Regions from separate parts of the Homo sapiens genome. Here region 1 is linked to region 2. A link is a loop called in an ENCODE intact Hi-C map of the cell type or tissue named here. Cell type or tissue: sigmoid colon. All regions are shown on one strand. Each heading gives the region's core, and the rest is flanking DNA. Links, peaks and the distances in the headings are about the cores only.

Region 1 (5,376 bases), core at 313-5,312, 50 kb before region 2:
AGCTCCCAAGGCCGCGCTGCCGCGCTGTGACCACGCATCGGAGGGAACACGTTTTCCTGCGGACGGTGGATCCCGGGTCGCGGCGCGCGCTCCGCAGCCTCCCCGCGCGGCCACTAGATGGCGCTGTTGCACTTTCCTATCGGCTCCCGGGGCGCGCCCGCCTCCTGGCTTCCCGCGGTCCCACCAGAGTCCCCGAAGTGTAAAAACAACGTGCCGCTGTGAGCCGAGGCCGGTCTCACTGAGATGCCCGGGAAACGATGTGCAGCCAGGAGGCTTGGCCGAGAGGGAACGCTGACTGCGGGACTGTGGCTGCAGAGCCTCTCAGGGCTTTACACGTCTCCCTCTCCACGCCCCGCACGCTGCCCCCACTGAAGCCCAAGCCCCTTGGGGTGGCAGAGTAGGACTGCAGGGCTGGGCATGTGCGTGAGGGGTCTGCGGTCGCTGAGGGAGCAGAGCAGGGACGGCAGGGTCGGGCCGGGGCCGAGGAGACGCTGGCTGCAGGGGGCTGCGGGACACACGCAGCAACCACGGCCTTTCCAGCAGCAGTCTCCTTGGAGGATGAGGCCGTAATGGCGATAGTAATAAACACAGGGCGGCAATGAGAACAAACGCACTGAGCCCTCACTGCACCCCTACTAGGGAGGGACTGTGGTGTCCCCAGTACACAGGTGGGGAAGTGGAGGCAGGATTCCAAACCAGGCCTCTGATTCCAGGGCCTCCTTGCCCCAAGCCAGAGACCCCAAGGTCTGCAGTAGAGGTCCTAGGAGCTGTGGTGTCCCGATTGAGGGGGCTGCCCCAGCCTGGGGCCTTCTTGGGATGTGTCTCTCCTCATTGGCTCCAGGGGCAAGGAGGAGCCACGGGACCCAGGATTCCCGACTGTTCCACCCAAGGCCCCACCTCCTCCCTCAGCGCAGCTTTGCAGGCGCTGGGGCTCCCAAAGGACGGAGCTTTGAATCCACCTGGGAGGCTTAAGAGAAAGTGCTGAGTCCCCCATGCCCTACCCCTGAGACTGCTGACAGGCATCGCTGAGGGCTGCAGCTTTGGAATCGGGCATCTTCTGAGGAAGAGAAAGGCACCACAGCCACGGCACAGAAGACTAGGTGAGGGCAGTGGGAAACCTCTGCACCAGGGCAAGCGGTCGGCCAGAGCCGACGTGTCCATAGGGACCAGATGGAGAGGGGGAGGTGGATGAACATGAAATACGAGTGCAGGAAATTGCTGTGTAGACAGCACCCCTGGAGCTGAGCGAGGCTCCCGGCAGGGTCTCCTCTCAGTGACTGGCGCTCCGCTCACCTAATTGCTCAATCTGGGATGCCTGGGAGCTGCCCTCGCCGCTTTCTTGCTGCGTGTTCTCGGGCAAATGCTTCAACGAGCCCCTCAAGACCACCCCTCAAATGCCCCGCTCCTCAAGCCTCCCTCAGCTCTTGCTTTAGTGTTCCAGAAACACACTCTAATTCAGGTTTCTGGTTTTACTTTCTCATAGGGCTCTGTGTTAGGGCGTTCGTGTATTGTTAGAAAGAAATACCTGCAGCTGGATAATTTACAAACAGAATGAGTTTAATTGGCTCACAGTTCTGCAGGCTGTAGCGCATGGTACCAGCACCTGCCTCTGGGTGGGGGCCTCAGGAAGCTTCCAATCATGGCGGAGGGCGGGGGGTGGGGTGGGAAGCCAGCATCACAGGCGAGAGCAGGAGCAAGAGAGAGGGAGAGTGTCACACACTGTTAAACAACCAGGTCTCAAAGAGTCACCCACTGTGGTGGGGACAGTACCAAGCAGGCCATACCCCCGGGATCCGCCCCCATGGCCCAAACACCCCCCACAGGACCCACCTGCGACATTGGGGTTTACACTTCAACATGAGATTTGGAGAGACAAACAGCCAAATTATATCAGCCCCCCCAGTTTACTGCCTTAAGATTTTTTTTTTTTTAATTTAAGAGATGGGGTCTCACTCTGCTGCCCGGGCTGGAGTACAGTGGTGCAATCAAAGCCCGCTGTAACCTTGAATTCCTGGGCTCAAGCGAGCCTCCTGCCTCAGCCTCTCTAGTAGCTGGGACTACAGATGCGGGACACCACATTCAGCTAATTAACTACTTTTTTTTTTTTTTTTTTTAAGAGATAGGATATCACCATGTTGCTAAAGCTAGTGTTTTAGATCTTTTTGAACTTCTCCCTTACAGCTTTTAACAGTTTGTTATGACCCATCTACTGGTGTGATTTTTGGCCTGTCTCTCTGCCTCCCCCTCCTCCTCCTCCCTCTCCTCTTCCTCCCCCTTCTCCTCCCCGCTCTTCTCTTCCCCCCTCCTCCTCCTCCTCCTCCATTTTCTCCTCCTCCTTCTCCTCCTTCAGGCTGTAAGCCTCCTGAGACTGTCAGTTTTGCTCCCCACTGTGATAGGGCCTGGGGCAGCTCCTGAAATCCAGTGGGACTTGAGAAAATTGGAATCAGCCCTCTCCTGGGCCCCAAGCTGGTCCCCACCCATGCTGCCAGCTTATGCTCTAGTGGTAGAACATTCTCTCCCTCTGCCTGCAGTTACTCAAAGATGAGATTTACAAGCAGACTACTTGGCCGGGCATGGTGGCTTATGCATGTAATCCCAACACTTGGGAGGCTGAGGTGGGCAGATCACTTGAGGCCAGGAGTTCGAGGCCAGCCTGGGCACCATGCAGAAACCCAGTCTCTACTAAAAATACAAAAATTAGCTGAGTGTAGTGGCGCCCGCCTATAGTCCCAGCTACTCGGGAGGCTGAGGCAGGAGAATCACTTGAACCCAGAAGGCAGGGGTTGCAGTGAGCCGAGATCTGAGATCACACCACTGCACTCCAGCCTGGGTGACAGAGTGAGACTGTCTCAAAAAAAAAAAAAAAAAAAAAAAAAAAGCAGAGCTTTTATTTGGAATTAATTTTAAATTGACAAGAGATGCAAAAATGCAGATAGTACAAGGCGCTCCTGTGTACTTTTTATTTCAGCTTGCTTGTGTGTAATTTTTTTTTCGGAGCCACTGGAGGGTGAATTATATGGAACATGGCCCTTTGCCCTTCAGCACTCCAGTGGGTATTTCCTAAGAATGGAGATAACCTCTTATGTCATCACAGTGCAGTCACTGACACCAATTTGCATTGATACAATACTTTCATCTCATCTACTGTCCGTATTCTAATTTTGCCACTTGGTTTAATAATGTCCTTTGTAGCATCCCCCCTCCTCCATAGTAGATGATCCAGTTTAGGGGCAGATGCTACATTTAGCTGTCATGTCTCTTTATATACCTTGATCTGGACCATTTCCGCAGCATTTCTTTGTCTTTTATGACACTGGCATTTTCGAAGCATATAGTACTTCTGCTTTTAAAAAAAGAACCTTCTTTATTTTGTGTGTGTCCGATGAGTCTCTGTAATTATGCAGGAACACAGAGCAGACGATTTTATTTCTTCTCAAGGTATCCCATGTGAAAGCAGATTTAAAATCAGAACCGTCTTGAAATGCCTTCTCATAGCACAAGCTATTAATATTTTCATTTCTCTTTGCTACCATGGGATCTGTGCAATGCTGGAACGTCAGGAGATGGCTCTCTTTCAATGTGGACTCTGAAAAAAACTCATTTATTCTCAGCTGTGGTTGAAAGACCTTAGTAAGCCTCCTGGCTTCGAGCAGGAAGGCCGGCTTTAGGCATGAGTGATGCTGGCAGTTCCCACCCTTCCCAAATGCCATTTTCCCTGTCGGTACTGGCCGGGCTGCGCTATAAAGTCGTCCCCACAGAGCGGCTGTGGCTGGGAACAATCGACCTTTTACCTCCGCGGTGGTTTCGCTACATCGTTTTGAAAACACTCCAGTGTGCCGTAGCACAGCGGGGCTTCCAGGGAGACGGTTGGCAGGCTCCCTTGCCCTCTGGGCCACCTCTCTGCACTTGGAGTGCTGCTAAAATGCCGATGTCCCAAGAAGAGGGGACACCAGAAGCTATTACTGGCCATTGGCTACTGAAGATGGCCTAATAACTGGGTGTCCCTGGGGAGGATGGTGGAGAACTGGACCACAGGGGTGCATGGTGCATGGTCTCTGGGACTGATAGCAGCGGTGACACCCTTGTAGACATCCCTTTCTGTGTGGCCCTCACTGGTCCCAGAAAGGAAAAAAGACATATCCTTGTTGATGCTTTAAAGCGTCCATTGAGAAAGCAGCCAGAGGAGGTGGAAAGAGAACCACTGTTCGCTGTTCGAGTCTTGGGTTCAAATCTTGGCTCTGCCTCTGGTGAGCGAGGGGTTTTAACCGCTTCTGTGCCTCTTCGGTGTCCACAGTTTGTGGGGACGATAGAGGGAGTGATCTAGGGAACAGACGTCGTGTCTGCTTACAGTCAGAGCTTCCACAGTGCAGTGCGCCGCCTCCTCCTGCCTCTGACTACTCTGTACTCCCTCAGCATTGAGATGGGGAGGCTACGTCACCATGCCCCAGATATGGAAATAATTGTCACCAAGAAACACCTTATCCTAATTACAGTTTCCTGCAAAGAAGAGGCACATTCATAAGAGGAAGCACCGGGTTGGTCAGGGTGATTGGGTTGGTCAGTCAGGGTGATTGGGTTGGGGAAAATGGGTCAGAGGTCTTTATTGTGCCTTCCGTGGGATGGAGCAGAGAGGCAGGGCAAGCAGTCTCAGGATTGGCAAATTTGAAGAATTTCCAGGCTCCAGGGCATCCAGGGTGTCCCTAGTTGTCTGGCACCTGGCCCTGGGGTGATCAGGGTGGATGGATGGTGGCTCAGGAGGGTGGGAACCTAATGAAGGAGGATGCTGGAGAGGGTGTGTGAGATCAAGATTTGTTTGTTTGCACTTGAAAAACATACTTGGGGGTGGGGGGCAATTTGTTGACTCTCTTAGGAATCAGCTATCGCTGGAGGGGCAGTCCCTTCAGGGTCAGCAAAACCACAAATGTCATAGCATCAGAATACAGAAATAAAAGAAATCAGAAGACATGTTTGATATGGGTACTTCCGTCCCCTGCGAGGAGTACGTTCTAACTTTGGACAGCCCCTCAGGAGGCTGCTCTCTGGGTCCCCAAGGCTATGGCTTTGTTTATGGTCTTCTAGAATGCATGCTTCACTGACACAAATATAAACTTCCTGGGTGAGCACAGAATGGCTAGATTCTTCATTTAAATGGGGATGCTTCCAGCATTCCATGAAGCTTGGCAGGCAGAGCAGTGCCTGCAGAGGCCTTGTCAAAAGCCTCTCTTCAATCTGTTTCTTGCTCAACAGGTCAGCCAGTGCAGTTACCAGGAGATGCCTGCCTGGGGTGGGTTGGGGAGGCCCAAGAAGAGGACCGACCCCTTGGGAAGAGAGTGGCGAGCTGGCTTTGCATGACAGCCTGTCTCAGTGGAGTTTGCG
Region 2 (5,376 bases), core at 297-5,296:
AGTGAGGATCCACCCTTAACGAAGATGAGATGCCAGAACTTCTTGCCATAATGGAGGGGAAGGGATCCAAAGGTTTAGGGAGACGGGAATGTTGAAATGTTTTTGTTTGTTTGTTTTTGTTTTTGTTTGTCTGTCTGTTTTTTTTTGAGACGGAGTTTCGCTCTTTTGCCCAGGCTGGAGTGCAATGGTGTGATCTCAGCTCACCGCAACCTCTGCCTCTCGGGTTCAAGCAATTCTCCTGCCTTAGCTTCCTGAGTAGCTGGGATTACAGGCATGCGCCACTATGCCTGGCTAATTTTGTATTTTTAGTAGAGACGGGGTTTCTACATGTTGATGTCAGGCTGGTCTTGAACTCCTGACTTCAGGTGATCCGCCTGCCTCAGCCTCCAAAAGTATTGGGATTACAGGTGTGAGCCACTGCACCCGGCATGAAATGGATTTTTTACATGAAACCTTTACCTCCCAACCCCGCTACCTCTCAATTACATCCCTCGAGAGGACCCAGAGTGTCTTCCCTTTGTTAAGAATCTGAGAAGCGCAGTGGTGAGGAGGCCATTGTACCATCATGGACGATGCTGCCACTCATTTGGATTCTGACTGCGGTGGGGATGATGGGATCCCCAAGTAGCAGAGATTGAGTGGCAGCACTTAACACTACAGATAGGTGTGCCATGCAGAATGGGCAGTGGGAATGAGGGGCCAGCAGACTGCTGCTGGCCACAGGGATCTTTGGCAATGGCTGACTGGCTATTATGGTGTCCTTAAGAATGAAGTAGATGGGCAGCCTAATAAGTGTTGCTTTATCTATTTGATGGCAGAAACTCCACCAGGTCTGGGTAGCCAGAGGTGCCACAGGGAACAGTCACAGCCTCACCCCAATCCCGGGCCTAACCAGTTCTCAGATTGGAAGCCCCTTGATTGAATCCTCTCGAGGGCGGCTGCACTGTCACAAGTGCAGATCATGAATCTTCTTCCAAGCTATACCCAGAGGAACACGGAGTCACTTACAAGAGTGATGCTACACAGAGGAAAAGGAAATATTGAGACCCTTCAGGATATTCTGACTATGAATTGATGTTAATTTCTGGGGATCCAAAATACCACTGGGATCTGTGCATCAAAGTGAGGGCTTATAGCACTTAGGTAATAAATGGAGAATTAAGCCAAGCTCAAATCATGGTGGTCCCTGTAGGTCTGTGGACTCATGCTGTGGTTATCTCTCCATTTCCAGAATATAAAATTTATAATGTACATACTTGGCAATGGGCAGAATTGTTTAGTTCTTTCTGATGGGAAGTCCCTGGAACATCCTTCCCTATCAGGATAGTAAACCAAAAGCTTAACCACAGTCCTGACTCTGAATGGATGTAAGTTCCACCATCGAATATGGATAGATGTGGGTGATACTCACCACATGCTGTGATCCTATTAACTCACCTGTTGGGGCTGTGGATGGATCCTGGGGAATGAAGATGGGCTGTTTTCTGCTTAATCAAGTGGTGAGTTCAATTGCTGCTGCTATTCCAGGTGTGGAATTTTATTATGGAGCAAATCAACATGACCCTTAATATTGGAACGCAGCTATCGACCAGATAAATACCTTCTCACTAGACCCATTTGCAAGCACAGTCAGCAGATGTTTGCTTTTACCTGACAATGCCAAATGACACCTGCCTGATACGGTATGTTATAGTTCACATTTAAGGTTTTTTAAAAATAAAGAAAAATCATAATGTCTCTTACATAAATACAATTAAATTTCTATCTTAGTGTTGTTACACTATCAAGACAAAGTGGCTGAAGAGATTTTCATTTGAATTAAAGGGTGTATTTGAAGTGGTTTAACAAAAAGGCAGGTGTCATAGAATGCGCATTTACTTTAGGGGCCGTGGGACATGTCGCTGAGAAAGGCAGTCACCAATCGGGATACACTGAGAGGCATGCTAACTACTGACCAGGACACACAGCTGAGTTCACAGGATGTAGGTGGTGAAAAAGCCAGTGCTTCAGCACAGAAATCTTTGTGCAAAGCCTCCAAACTCCTGTCTCTGGTTCAAGGCCAAGCTGTTCTTCCAAGGACATCCCAGTGTTGTCCGCCCTGGAGCCAGGCACACTGGGGCTGCATTTCATGCTGCACATGGACCCAGAGCAGCACCAGAGAAGGCTCAACTTGCTAGTCAGTTGGTCAAAGCTTTTGTGAGTTAGCCAGGGGATAGTGGCACATCACGTTAGTTACACACCATCTGGATTACCCACAACCAATACACATGACAGTAAGGATGTGTTGGAGACTGCCCTGTGTGAGAAATGCCTTATGAGCAAGAAGAAAGATTATCTCTCTGGTCTAGTTTTTTGAGGAAGTCTGTGGAAAAATTAAAGGTTTGGAAAGAGCTCTCAAGTAATTAGACTGACCTCATACCCAAAGCAGGAATAAGCTTGCCAAATACAAAACTGTGCTCCACCACCGCTGAGAAAGGATAGGAAACAGCTTCCTATCTCCATTCTTGGATGTAAGTGTGGTTCCTTCGGCTTTCAACAGGCCCAAGGGCTTCCCTGGGTCTTAGTATGTGCCACACTATTTGTCTTTATTAGCTTTCTGGTCCACTTCTGTTGCCAGACTGTGAGTCAGCAGAGACATACACCAGTGTCTACTATTCCCCAGCCTTGGCTAAAAGTATGTGTCCAATAAACATTTCCCCAATGGAAAAGTTTAATTTCTTTTTTGTCTTTCTACCTCTCTGCACTGACAACGTCCTGCTCCATAGGCTGACAAATGCACACACATACACACACTCTCTTGAGAAAGATGAGATAGAGGAGAACAGTTTAGAATTATGTTTTTTTTTTTTTTTTTTCTATTCTAGCTTTACACTACAGGGCATCTCTAAGGAGCTGCAAATAATTTCTCCTAATGGTTAAAATAAGATTCGAACTCATTTGAATTTTAAAATATATGCCAATGGGATTTTTATTATGTTTCACAGGGAAGATACTAGACAGGATGCCAATACAAAGCTAGGTTCAGAAAGCTCCAAAAAAGTGTCTCAGTTGACACCTTTTAATTTGGCAACTGACTAAATAGGAGGAACTGTTGTTTCCACTGATGATGCTACTCATAGGCAGGGTGTCAGTGCACACCTGCAGGAACTGAAATTTTGGAACTGAAAACGAGCACAGAGAATTTTGCAGGCCTCCTGTTTCTTGGAGAGGTCCTACCTCTGTGTAGGACCTGTAGAATTGCAGATCTTTTACTTGGGTGAAGATCCCCACCAACTAAATAAAAATCATGCATGGTTGTTGTCTTTGCTGTTGTTCACAAGCCTCTATTTTTCGTGCCCTTAGTTTGCTAACCCATTGCATGCACATATCACACCAAAAGGTGTGCAATATTTACCCCCACCCTGCGTTGGAGGACAGCGAGTCTTGGAAGGGGTGAGAACAATTCCCCAGCGTCTCCCGGGAAGGAAGTGACTGAGTGGGTTCCTTCAGGTCCTCATGCCCTGTTGCTTCTCAACCATCTCTAGAGAGGAGAGTGGGCACCCTGAGGACAGCAGCTCTAGGTCTGAGAAAGGATCCAAGGCATGGACTTGAGGAATATAGAGACTACAGGGAGGGTGTCCTGCTTCCTATGGGAAAGGTGAGGACAGCTTCTCCTGTGTTGACAACCCAAGGTTCTAGAAACTGGAGAGTCCTTCTGGTCATGAAACATGGGAAATTTGCTAAACCATCTATGCTTTAGTTTCCTTCCTGATCATAAATGAGGATAAATAGTGCTTCTGCTGTGGGATTAAATGAAACAATGAATGCGAAGAGTGCAACACACAGAGACCTGAAGACAGGGCAGCAACTGTGCTTTCTATTTGCTCCCTTGGTGACTCTTTCTGTCTTAGCCAAGGATGTGTGGCACCCAAGACCCAAGGCTCCATTTCATAATTTCATAGGAGAACCTTCTTTCTTCATTTTTTTTTTAATAGAGACAAGGTCTTGCTCTATTGGCCAGACTCACTCTGTTGCCTAATGCAGTTGCACAATCCTAGCTCACTGCAATCTCAAACTCCTGGGCTTAATCCATCCTCCTGCCTCAGCCTCCCGATTAGCTAGAAATACAGGTGTGTGCAACCATGCCAGACCATTAAAATTTTTTTTCTTCTAGCAACAGGGGTCTTGATATGTTGTCCAAGCTGGTCCTGAACTCCTGGCCTCAAGCAATCCTCCCATCTCAGCCTCCCAAAGTGCTGGGATGATAGGCATAAGCCAACATGCCTGTCCAGGAGAACCTATTGACCTCTTCCAGAAAGGGTATGTGGCAACAATGACAGCATCTCTGTGATGGTATCCAATGGCTCAAATTTAGTGTCACTGTGTATGCCTTGGACTCTTAACGTTGAGGTATCATCATTGGAAGCAGTCTCTTTCTTGTAGTCTCTCATCACGTTTTAAGGTCAGCAACGTTTATCCCCCTTTACAGTTTTATATCCTGTCTTGGTGCTGACCTGAATGTAAATATGGAAATATTTATCTGAATGTACATCCATGTGGATAGAACATGGATAAAATAGATGGCAGAATGGGATTTTTTCCACTTCTGTCCCACCCTCAACCTTTCTTGTTTCTTTTCTCTGTCTTGCATCTTCTCCTAAGAGATTTTTTTTTTTTTTTTTTTTTTTTTTGGGTAAGCATGAAAAAGAAGCTGCTGACACTGGTCCATTAGATTACAAATGTAATCTAAATACCCCTCTCCGTTTGTCTCTCTGTCATCTATCTATTTTTAAAACAGACCCAAAGAGGTAGGTTCCTTTTTAAAAAAATTCAGGATTAGGGCATTACACATTCAGTCAATCAAATTCTACCATTAAGAGTGTAGCAGGTAAACCATATGCAATTTAGTAATTTTTATTTATTTATTTTTATGTTATTTTATTTTTTTTGAGATGAAGCCTCACTCTGTCCCCCAGGCTGGAGTGCAGTTGTGCAACCTCTGCTCACTGCAACCTCCACCTCCCGGGTTCAAGAGATTCTCCTACCTCAGCCTCCTGAGTAGCTGGGATTACAGACACCCACCACCATGCCTGGCTAATTTTGTATTTTTAGTAGAGACGGGGTTTTGTCAGCCTGTTGGCCAGGCTGGTCTCAAACTCCTGACCTCAGGTGATCCACCCACCTCAGCCTCCCAAAGTGTTGGGATTATAGATGTGAGTCACTGTGCCCGGCCAATTTAGTAATTTTTAAAGGCATGGAATACATGCACACACTTCACCTTCAAATGTCACATGCGGGAATGTTCTTTTGATGAGCGCTCAGAAGTTTTAGGGCCCAGGGTCGTGTATAAACACCAGCTCTCATGGGCTAGAAGAGGCAGTGGGGCACTTAGCCATC

What was found. Hi-C counts contacts between places; a loop is a spot of excess contacts. Peaks named below come from ENCODE experiments on the same cell type or tissue, not always from the same donor. Only the 100,000 strongest peaks of a DNase experiment are listed, where the experiment ranks them.
Region 1: a loop joins it to region 2, with 2.5 times the contacts of the local background. A loop is called at or near these places in 3 of 110 quality-filtered maps.

The regions. Positions count from the first base shown.
Region 1 is chr15:98,416,533-98,421,908 of GRCh38, reverse strand. LINC02351 (long intergenic non-protein coding RNA 2351) reads left to right here and starts at 911. Exons shown (of 3, transcript NR_146567.1): 1 at 911-1,100. RefSeq lists enhancers at 1-65, 330-905, 4,969-5,376. In sigmoid colon, for the core only: no CTCF peak of the experiment used is centred there; DNase peaks (open chromatin) are centred at 818 and 2,578; H3K4me3 peaks cover 192 bases.
Region 2 is chr15:98,366,441-98,371,816 of GRCh38, reverse strand. The region is part of intron 1 of LINC02351 (long intergenic non-protein coding RNA 2351); the gene reads left to right. Among named protein-coding and RNA genes, the nearest start is that of LINC02351, 52 kb to the left of the region's middle. In sigmoid colon, for the core only: no CTCF peak of the experiment used is centred there; a DNase peak (open chromatin) is centred at 2,586.